Linked DNA regions of Homo sapiens: region 1 is linked to region 2. A link is a loop called in an ENCODE intact Hi-C map of the cell type or tissue named here. Cell type or tissue: mammary epithelial cell. All regions are shown on one strand. Each heading gives the region's core, and the rest is flanking DNA. Links, peaks and the distances in the headings are about the cores only.

The links. Peaks named below come from ENCODE experiments on the same cell type or tissue, not always from the same donor. Only the 100,000 strongest peaks of a DNase experiment are listed, where the experiment ranks them.
Region 1: it touches region 2 in a loop (2.3-fold over the local background); 16 of 110 quality-filtered maps call a loop at or near these places.

Annotation. Positions count from the first base shown.
Region 1 is chr22:41,277,977-41,283,345 of GRCh38, reverse strand. RANGAP1 (Ran GTPase activating protein 1) reads left to right here. Exons shown (of 16, transcript NM_002883.4): 2 at 2,264-2,413. The coding sequence starts at 2,302. Among named protein-coding and RNA genes, the nearest start is that of RANGAP1, 5.5 kb to the left of the region's middle. In mammary epithelial cell, for the core only: no CTCF peak of the experiment used is centred there; a DNase peak (open chromatin) is centred at 3,095; H3K27ac peaks cover 552 bases.
Region 2 is chr22:41,214,706-41,220,074 of GRCh38, reverse strand. L3MBTL2 (L3MBTL histone methyl-lysine binding protein 2) reads right to left here. Exons shown (of 17, transcript NM_031488.5): 4 at 3,813-3,936; 5 at 2,873-2,952; 6 at 539-656. L3MBTL2-AS1 (L3MBTL2 antisense RNA 1) reads left to right here and starts at 2,448. Exons shown (of 3, transcript NR_148200.1): 1 at 2,448-3,043. RefSeq lists enhancers at 880-1,576, 1,577-2,274. In mammary epithelial cell, for the core only: no CTCF peak of the experiment used is centred there; no DNase peak of the experiment used is centred there; H3K27ac peaks cover 581 bases.

The DNA.
Region 1 (5,369 bases), core at 230-5,229, 63 kb before region 2:
GTAGAGACGGGGTTTCACCATGTTGGCCTGGCTGGTCTTGAACTCCTGACCTCGTGATCCACCTGCCTCGGTCTCCCAAAGTGCTGAGATTACAGCCGTGAACCACCACTCCCGGCCCCCCAACCCCCCCCTTTTTTTTTTAAATCACATACTAAATGTGTCATTTAGAACATATGCTTCAAGAGGTCAGGGTTTATGCTTCCTTTACTGCTATACTGCTGACCTGGAACAACATCCAGCACACAGTAGTAATCAATGTGTTTTTGAATGAATGAGTGGACACCTTACCCAGGATAATAATTCATGCTTATTGATAAAGGCAGACAAACCAGGGTTATAAGTTAGAACCCAGAGGAAGCCTAGGGGTGGGAGGATTCAGGGTATCACAACTGTATCTGAGAATGAGGAGGTTGTAGGAGGAGGCCTTTCGGATAGCACCCCCTAGTTCTGCCCCTCATATCTGCTTCCTTGGTCTCTCCTGATTACTTGCTGTTTCTTTTCTTTTTTTGGAGCATCTCACAGATACGTTTATTCATACCACAAAGTAAACACTATTCAGGTATGTAGTGATGTTCCACGTTCCTGTCTAATATAGCTGGCTTCAATTTATAGGCAGTACACATTGAGACATTTAATCTCACATGTACTCCAAGTAAAGCTGGAGTACCATGAGCAGGCGCAGGAGTTCTCAAAGCTTTACTTGTTTTAAAAATTTTCATTTATTGGCCAAGCGTGGTGGCTCATGCGTGTAATCCCAGCACTTTGGGAGGCTGAGGCGAGTGGATCACGAGGTCAGGAGATCGAGACCATCCTGGCTAACACACGGTGAAACCCTGTCTCTACTAAAAATACAAAAAAATTAGCTGGACATGGTGGTGGGTGCCTGTAATCCCAGCTACTCAGGAGGCTGAGGCAGGAGAATGACATGAACCTTGGAGGCGGAGCTTGCAGTGAGCCCAGATGGCGCCACTGTGCTCCAGCCTGGGCGACTGAGCGAGACTCCGTCTCAAAAAAAAAAAATTCTTTCATTTATTTAGTTACTTTTAGAGATAGAGCCTCCCGCTGTTGCCCAGGCTGGAGTGCAGTGGCAGTCATAGCTTACTGCAGCTTTGAACTCCTGGGCTCAAATGATCCTCCTGCCTCAGCCTCTCCAGTAGCTGGGACTGACTACAGGCACGTGCCACCACACCCAGCTAATTTTTATTTTTATTTTTATTTTTTTGAGACAGGGTTTTACTCTGTCACCCAGGCTAGAGTGCAGTGGTGAGATCATGGCTCACTGTAGCCTCTGTCTCCGGGGCTCAATCAATCCTCCCACCTCAGCCTCCCCAGTGGCTGGGATTACTGGTGCACACCACCATACCCTGCTAATTGTATTTATTTTTAGTAGAGATGGGATTTTGCCATGTTGCCCAGACTGGTCTTGAGCTGCTGGGCTCAAGCGATCTTCCCATCACAGCTTCCCAATGTGCTGGGATTACAGGTGTGAGCCACTGTACCTGGCCAGCTTTACTTCTTTTACCAGCACTCCTGATTTTATAAATAGTGAGGCTTATCAACCCCATTTCTACCCAAATCTTCTGGTAGACTTGAGTATAGTAGGGCTTCATAGGTAGCAGCCCTGTCCCTGTCCTATTATGATGGTAGCTGTTGTGATGTGGCGATCTCTGATCTAGAAACCCCTGAGGGGCCATTGTGGCCTGCCCAGTCTCCCGGCCACGGTTGAAACCAGACGTGCAGTGGGGCTGACCCCTGTGCCCCACCCCAGAGTCATGCCAGCGTGGGTGGTGGGGCATTCTCTGGGATGAATGATCTGGATCCCATAGCCATCTGTGTCCTGTTTGAGGAATGGGACCCTCAAACAGAGAACAGCCAAGATGCTCAAGCAGGTGTGTGCTTGGGCCAGACTCTGCAGCCTTTGGTTTGGGACTTGACTGCCATTCACTGAAGGGGCCCAGGAAATGGGCAGCTCACATGGTGTTGCTGGGTGTCCAGCTGCGGCAGTTTAGCAGAGGAGGACTTGTAATGAGATGGTAGCTTCTTATAGGCTAAGACATGATTTTTCTGTTCTTTTACTACCTCCTGCACCTTCTAGAACTGTTCCTTCTCTGATGCTGTTTTCCTTTCTTCCAGTGATTTATCTCTAGGGTCTCCATAGCAGGGGAGGTAGGGTCAGACTCCTGAGATGGCTGATGTCCTACCCTGCCCCCAACCAGGGGCCCCAGGAGACTCCTTTTTCTTACTGCAACTTTGGCCTCCTCAGTCTGCAGATCTCCAGGGGAGCCCACCAGCCTAGTCAACATGGCCTCGGAAGACATTGCCAAGCTGGCAGAGACACTTGCCAAGACTCAGGTGGCCGGGGGACAGCTGAGTTTCAAAGGCAAGAGCCTCAAACTCAACACTGCAGAAGATGGTGAGTTTCTGGAAGTTGTGCACTGGTGTGTCCAGGGGAGGAGAGGGAGTGTACTGAACTCTTACTGGTTGTCAGGCTCTTTCTGCTACATTGTCTCCATTATTTGTCCCAGCAGCTCTGTGAGGTATCATTGGGCCTATTCTAACAATGAGGCTCAGAGATCATTTGCCCAGGAGCAAGCTCCCCTGCACTTTCCATGTTTGTATTGGGCATCCCTTTGTGCCCTGCCCTTTCTTTCTCAGGAGGGGATGATAGGTAATGAGGGGCCACAGTTAGTGCCAGTCCCAAGATACAGCCTCTGACTCTGACTTAATATCCGGTGTTGTCCCCACCCTTGCCCTTAACCCCCATGATCCCAGGCAGGCCTGGGAATAGCTGCAGCTTTCCCCAGAGCTGAGGCTCTGGTGGAGCTGCATTAAAACAACCTGGGCCCTCTTGGGAGATGCTGGTTCATGCAACCAGATGTACCTGGGAGAGGGATGGCTGTCTGTGTGTATACAGGTATTGCAACCACAGAAAACTAGGAACCAGAGAGCAGACCCTGTCTTTTCATCCCTTGTCAAGGCTTGGCTGCCACTGACCAACCCTGAATCACCTGGCACCTGCAAGTGAAGGCACCTGCATCAAGTGAGGCCTCCTGGGATTCTGGCCCAACCAGGGGAACTGGTCTGGACATGCCTGGTTGTCATGTTGTGTAGGCAGCCTTGTTCTCCTCTCCAGGTCGGAGGCTGCTTGAGTCCTTGGGTAGCTGGGAGCGTGCTGATGCATGTTCCTAACATCTCCATAAGGTCTAACGTTTATAGACTTCCTCCCTGTGCATTTATCACTTTTTTTTTTTGAGATGGAGTCTCTGTCACCCAGGCTAGAGTGCAGTGGCACGATCTCAGCTCACTGCAAACCTCTGCCTCACGGGTTCGAGCAGTTCTCCTGCCTCAGCCTCCTGAGTAGCTGGGATTACAGGCGCCCACCACCACACCCGGCTAATTTTTGTATTTTTAGTAGAGATAGGGTTTTGCCATATTGGTCAGGATGCTCTCGAACTCCTCATCTCAGGTGATCTGCCCACCTTGGCCTCCCAAAGTGTTCGGATTACAGGCGTGAGCCACTGTGCCCGGCTTTTTTTTTTTTTTTTGAGATGAGTCTCACTCTGCCACCCAGGCTGGAGTGTAGTGGTGCGATGTTGGCTCATTGCAACTTCTGTCTCCCAGGTTCAAGCGATTCTCCTGCCTCAGCCTCCCAAATAGCTGGGACTGCAGGCTCACACCATCACGCCTGGCTAATTTTTTTTTTTGAGACATAGTCTTGCTCTGTTGCCCAGGCTGGAGTGTGGTGGTGCAATCTCAGCTCACTTTAACCTCTGCCTGGGTTCAGGCAATTCTCATGCCTCAGCCTCCTGGGTAGCTGGGACTACAGGTGTGTACAACCATGCCCAGCTAATTTTCTTTTCTTTTTGTTTTTTTTTTGAGATGGAGTCGTGCTCTGTCACCCAGGCTGGAGTGCAGTGGTGCAATCTCGGCTCACTGTAAGCTCTGCCTCCCTGGTTCACGCCATTCTCCTGCCTCAGCCTCCTGAGTAGCTAGGACTATAAGCACCCACCACCATGCTCCGCTAATTTTTTGTATTTTAGTAGGGATGGGGTTTTACCATGTTGGACAGGCTGGTCTAGAACTCCTGACCTCAGGTGATTCGCCCGCCTCAGCCCCCAAAGTACTGGGATAACAGGCGTGAGCCACTGTGTCTGGCCTTCAGCCTATTTTTGTGTTTGTATTTTTATTATTATTATTTTTTTTGAGACGGAGTCTCGCTCTGTTACCCAGGCTGGAGTGCACTGGCATGATGTTGGCTCACTGCAGGCTCCGCCTCCTGGGTTCATGTCATTCTCCCACCTCATCCTCCTGAGTAGCTGGGACTACAGGCGCCCGCCACCACGCCCGGCTAATTTTTTTGTATTTTTAGTAGAGACGGGGTTTCACCGTGTTAGTTAGCCAAGATGGTCTCGATCTCCTGACCTCATGATCCTCTCACCTCGGCCTCCCAAAGTGTTGGGATTACAGGCGTGAGCCACCGTGCCCGGCCCCTTATTTTTGTATTTTTAGTAGAGACGGGGTTTTGCCATGTTGGCCAGGCTGGTTTTGAATTCTTGACCTCAGGTGATCCGCCCACTTTGACCTCGTTTATCACTTTTGATGCTTGCGTCACCCTTGTGGGAGATAGATTGGAATGTTGCTGTTTTATAAATGAGAAAAAGGAATTTAGGAGACTTTAAGTAACTTGACCAAGGTCACACATTTGATAAATAGCAGAGCTAGGATTTTCACAGAGGTTCAGTGAAATCCCTATTCCTGTGCTTCTAATTAGACATTGAGCTCCGTTTAGGAAACAGAGATTTGATGGCAAATGCCATTTATTGAACACCGTGTCAGATAAGGGTATTAAGTGCCAGATAAATAGTATCTCAGTTTATCTTCACAAAATCCTTTGAGATAGATTGCATTTCCATTTTGCAGATTGGAAAACTGAGGTTTAGGGAGGTGGTATGACATGCCTAAGGGCACAGCTTTAATGAGTAGAGCTGGGATTAGAACTCAAGTTTGGGCCAGGTGCGGTGGCTCACGCCTGTAATCCCAGCACTTTGGGAGGCCGAGGTGGGCAGATCACCTGAGGTCAGGAATTCCAGACCAGCCTGGCCAACATGGAGAAACCCTGTCTTTACTACAAATACAAAAATTAGCCGGGCGTGGTGGTGGACACCTGTAATCCCAGCTACTCTCCGGAGGCTGAGGCAGGAGAATCGCTTGAACCCGGGAGGCGGAGGTTGCAGTGAGCCGAGATGGCACCACTGTACTCCAGCCTCGGTGACAGAACGAGACTATCTCAAAAAAAAAAAAAAAAAACTCAAGTTTGGCTGGCTCTGAAATCCATCCAGTTAACTTCTTTACTCTCCCAGCACAGGCTG
Region 2 (5,369 bases), core at 50-5,049:
ACCTGGCCCTGGAACAAACTTTAAAAATTGGGGTTTCCAGCCAGGCACGGTGGCTCACGCCTATAATCCCAGCACTTTGGGATGCAGAGGATCACCTGAGGTCAGGAGTTTGAGACCAGCCTGGCCAAGATAGTGAAACCCCGTCTCTACTAAAAATACAAACATTAGCCGTGTGTGGTGGCCAGGTGGCCTGTAGTCCCAGCTATTCGGGAGGCTGAGGCAGGAGAATCGCTTGAACCCAGGAGGTGGAGGTTGCAGTGAGCCGAGATCGTGCCACCGTACTCCAGCCTGGGTGACAGAGCAAGACACCATCTAAAAAAAACAAAATAACAAAAACAAACAAAAAAATTTGGGGTTTCCAAGCCTGCCAAGCTCTGTGTTCCCTTCTCCGGTAAAAGAATCCTTAGAAGTGGGGCAAAAATTCCAGTGGGTGGGATTTTTGTTTTATGAAGCCAACTCCTGCCTACAACACTGTTCACCCATCTAGAGATGTCACTCTGCAGACACATCCCTGGCCCTGCCCTGGCCAAACACTCACCTGCTGTCTGGATGACAGAGGCGATCCAGTACACCCGGCTGGGGAGCACAGCATCACTGTTGAGCACCTCCACCTTCATCCCTTTCATCACATCCTCCCACTGGTCATAGAGTGGGACCTGTGTGGCGATGAGAGTGTACCGAGAGAGTGAGCTAACTGTGCTAGCAGGGGAGACAGACTGCCTCACGGCCTCAGTCAAGTCCTCGTTTGCACCTCAACTTTTCACATCACCCACTGTGTGCAGAACCAGCTACTAGAGATAAAGAGATGAGGTCTCCTGTCCTTGAAGAGCTAAGCCGGGAGTAGAGGTGGAGGTGGTGGGATGCAGGGTGATGGCTAGAGACCCAGAGTCAGACAGAACCGAGTCCTAAAATCTTTATAGGACTGGTTTCTTACTGTATCATTTTGGGCACATGATGCCTTGGTGAGCCTCGATCCCTTCGTCCCTGTGCCAGCCCGAGCAATGGCAGGGCGCTGATATTAGCACAAATATACTTTCCTTCAATCATCATACAAACCTGGGCTGTGGGCATTATGACCCCCTTGTTTACACACAGCCATCCACCTGCAAGTTTACTCTCTACCTCCCCTCCTACTGAAATGCTCCAGGGGGCCAGGCATGGTGGCTCACGCCTGTAATCCCAGCACTTTGGGAGGCCGAGACGGGCGGATCACCTGAGGCTGGGAGTTCGAGACCAGCCTGACCAACATGGAGAATCCATGTCTCTACTAAAAATACAAAATTAGCCGGGCGTGGTGGTGGCACATGCCTGTAATCCCAGCTACTCCGGAGGCTGAGGCAGGAGAATCGCTTGAACCTGGGAGGGGGAGGCTGCTGTGAGCTGAGATAGTGCCATTGCACTCCAGCTCTGGGCAACAAGAGTGAAACTCCCATATCGAAAAAATAAATAAAATAAAATAAAGTGCCCCAGGACAGCACTGGACTGTTTCAGTTGCCTTCCCAGTACCTAATCCTCACTTTCCTGCCAATGGTACTTTTGATTCTCCTTTGGGAGAATCACTTTTTTTAGAGTCTTGCTCCGTCACCCAGGCTGGAGTGCAGTGGCGCAATCTCAGCTCATTACAACCTCCGCCTCTCAGGTTCAAGGGATTCTCCTGTCTCGGCCTCCCAAGTAGCTGGGATTACAGGTGCCTGCCACCACTTCCAGCTAATTTTTGTATTTTTAGTAGAGATGGGGTTTCACCATGTTGGCCAGGCTGGTCTCGAACTCCTCACCTCAGGTGATCCACCCGCCTCGGCCTCCCAAAGTGCTGGGATTATAGGGGTAAGCCACTGCGCCTGGCCAAATTCACCTTTTTTATTCTCAGCCCTGGCTTCAGCCAGTTGAGGTATCCCATTCCATCTCCCTGGTCACTTGAGTTTAGTTCATCACAGAACCCGGACACAGTTGCGCTAGCCCAGGCACGCAGGGGCAGGCTTTTTACAAAGCAAATTGGATTATATGTGTTAGACACAAGGATGATGCAACTCCCTGGAAATGAAAATGCTGAAACTATTAGAGAATTCAGGGCAAAAAAGAGGCTCCCCCTCCAGCAGGAAGGAGGTGCACCTTCATTAGCCATTCAGAGACGAGAGGAGTGAGTTAGCTGAGTCAAGAAGCAGCTGTCATTGTTCAGGGCACTCCCCAGAGTTCAGTGGCAGTTCTGAAAGGAGGAGAGGAAGTGGCTTACTCTGGGTAAAAGACTCCCTACTTCCTCAAGACTAAAGAGGCCTCCTCCTGGATTTCCCGGAGCTTAGGGACGTGGTGTGAAGACAAAACAAGAGTGCTGTTGTGGGCTCTGCTCTCCCGGCCTGCAGGCTCCACACGTCACAGCTGCTGGATATTCGGTTCTTGCGCTCAAGCCCCGCCCCTAAGGGCCTTGCCCTTCGTTCTGGCTTTTACATGATCCGCATCGAGGAGCCTTTTACAGAAGTGGCTCCAGGAGCATCCACATCTGCCTCTCGGGGCCCACGGGGCCCAGGCCAGCTACAGAAGCACCCTGCTTTCCATGGGAAAATGCTGCAAATGGGGGAGAAAGGAGAGAAGGGTTTCAGACTGCAAAGACCCTTCGACATCAGCTAGCACCAAGTTCCATCATGTAAATAAACTGAAGGGCTTCAGACCGGGAGTGAAGCCAAGCAGGTGATAGAAGTGTTTGTAGGAGGATTTTTTTGACATAAACATGAAATGGAGCGAGTGGTAACGCCATCCGTCTCCTGCCCAGACCTCCCCACTGTCACTGTCCAGCCTGAAGCCGCCCTGGTGAAGCAGGTGGAGGAGCAGCTCCAGGCCCGGCTCCCCGGCCTCCCTCCCTCAGCTCCAGGGCACTCACGTGCTTGAAACAGCTGACGGGAGCAGCCTTGTAACTGTGATCCTTCAGGAACTTCCCCCAGTCGAAGCCCAAGACCAGAGCTGCAGAGCAGAGAGGACGAGTCAGACTAGGAGCCTGCGCAGCAGCCACTCCAGGAGCCTGGACCCCAAGGGCCCTGTGGGACCTGCAGAGGTAGGTCCCCCACCCCCAGCAGCCCCTCTCACAGCGCTGCCCACGACACCCTCCTTCACTCCCATACCTGATCCACCAGTGGCCATGAGGGACCACTGTTGAGGACTGAATTGAAAGGTGGCAAGACTCTCAGGAGTAGAGGAACATTCAAAGGGAAATTTCTCGCCCTTCTTCCCCCAAAGGGGAAAACTGAAATATCCCTGGGCTTAAATTCCTCCCTCCGCCCTGAACCTGATTGGCCACACCCAATCTAAATGTGGGGGAGGGGGTGCGCACACACCAGGGCCCCTCCAACTGAGCTCCGGCCTGCTGAGCTCAATTTCAGTTAGAAACTCAGAACAATGATAGCAGAGTTGCTTTATGCATACATTTAACTTGCTTAGCAATTGCTACACACTCAGAGAGAGGCTCCTTTCCTTATCCCACCACCCCTCTCCAAACCTGCCTTCAAACCATATCTGGGCCTTCGTTGCCCCAGGGAAACAGAAACCAAAAGGATAAAAGCAAAGAGAAACAAAAACAGCCAATTCTTGGCTTTTGAATTATCATGGGTAGGAGTCCTGATAATTTAAGGGTGTTTGAAGGCATTTTTCTGGGTAATTTCCACAATACCCAACAGGTGAGGAAGATGCAATCCGCAGTGACCCTGACTTAGGGCACTTTCTACCTGGCCGGTTTGCCCAGTCTTCATTCCTAGGAAAGGCCACCCCAAACCCAGTCTCCTCCCCAGCCACGGCAGCTTCCTAAGCAGGGCCCTCTGCTATCTTACCGTCTTGTCCTGTTGGTGTCCCATCTGCCAGCTGTCCTGTCCCTTGAGAGTGGAGGAAGGCTCCAATTTTGGCAGACCAGGCAGCCTTGTGCAGGACTTTGGCTTTTTTGGTCGGTGGTTTTCCCTGGAGAGGAGGACAGAGGCTATGTGTAGCCTGGCGGCTGGGATCATGAGTCTGGATTTGGGCCGCCAAGTTGAAGTCCTGGGCTTGGGCCAGTGACTTAACCTCTTTTGGGCTTCAGTTTCTTCATGTGTGAAACAGTGATGACAATAACAATCCTGAGCTCAGGGGGTGGTTGTGGGGAAGCGTCGGGGGTGCTAGGGGGTGCTAGGCAGTGCTGCAGAGCAGGGAGAGACCCATGTTCTATCTTTTAAGCCTTTCTGTCCTCCCAGATTCAAGTCTCAGTCATCTCCTTCCTCCAGTGTCGCTACTGATAGATCCAAAGCAAAGAATGGGCCTCACAGGGGCCCAGAAACGCTCATGAACTGGGAGGCAACCTTCTGTACATACGCGAATGTTTGGGAGAGGGTCCACATAGGCGAATGTTCGGGAGAGGGTCCACATAGGCGAATGTTCGGGAGAGGGTCCACATAGGCGAATGTTCGGGAGAGGGTCCACATAGGCGAATGTTTGGGAGAGGACCCACAGCTTTCATTAGGTACTCAAAGGGGGTCCTCCCTTTCCAAAGGGAATGGCCACTGATCTGGTCTGTATTTTGTAACTTAAGTACTGAACAGGAAGGCCAGGAATTTACTAAAGAGATCAGTGAAGCAGAAATCTGGGTTTAAGTCCCAAACAAACCTACAGGGCAAATCCCAGTTCTACAGTTTTTAGTTGTATACCTTTAAGTAAGTTACTAAAATTTCTGAGCCTTTATAAAAAGGAATTTTTTTAAAAATCAAATTTTTTAAGATCGTTAATTGGACTGAGAATGTCAAGCCCTTAGCAAGTACTCCCAAACCATAGCTATTAATATTACCAATATTATTCTTAGCTCTCGGAAGAGAGGGATCTTTCGGTGCCTTAAGTAAAATCTACAAAATGGGGAAACAATGGTAATTGTCTCACAAAGGCGACAGTGTATGAAGCAGTAAGCAGAAGGATCTGGGACACAGCAATTTCTAATAAACATCGGTGGTGCTCAAACTTCGCTGCACATTAGGATCACCTGGGAGCTCTTCCAATCTCTGTCCAGGCTACACACCATCCCAGTTAAATCAGAACCTTTCGGAGTAGGACCCAAGCATCAATATATTTTACATAATATTTTCCCCCCAGGCTGGAGTGCAGTGGCACGATCTCGGCTCACTGCAACCTCCACCTCCCAAGTTCAAGCGATTCTCCTGCCTCAGCCTCCCGAGTAACTGGGACTACAGGCGTACAACACCACGCCTGGCTAATTTTTGTATTTTTAGTAGAGACGGGGTTTCATCATGTTGGCTGGGATGGTCTCGATCTCCTGACCTCGTGATCCGCCCGCCTCGGTCTCCCAAAGTGCTGGGATTACAGGCGTGAGCCACCGTGCCCGACCAGCATCAATAATTTTTAAACTTTCC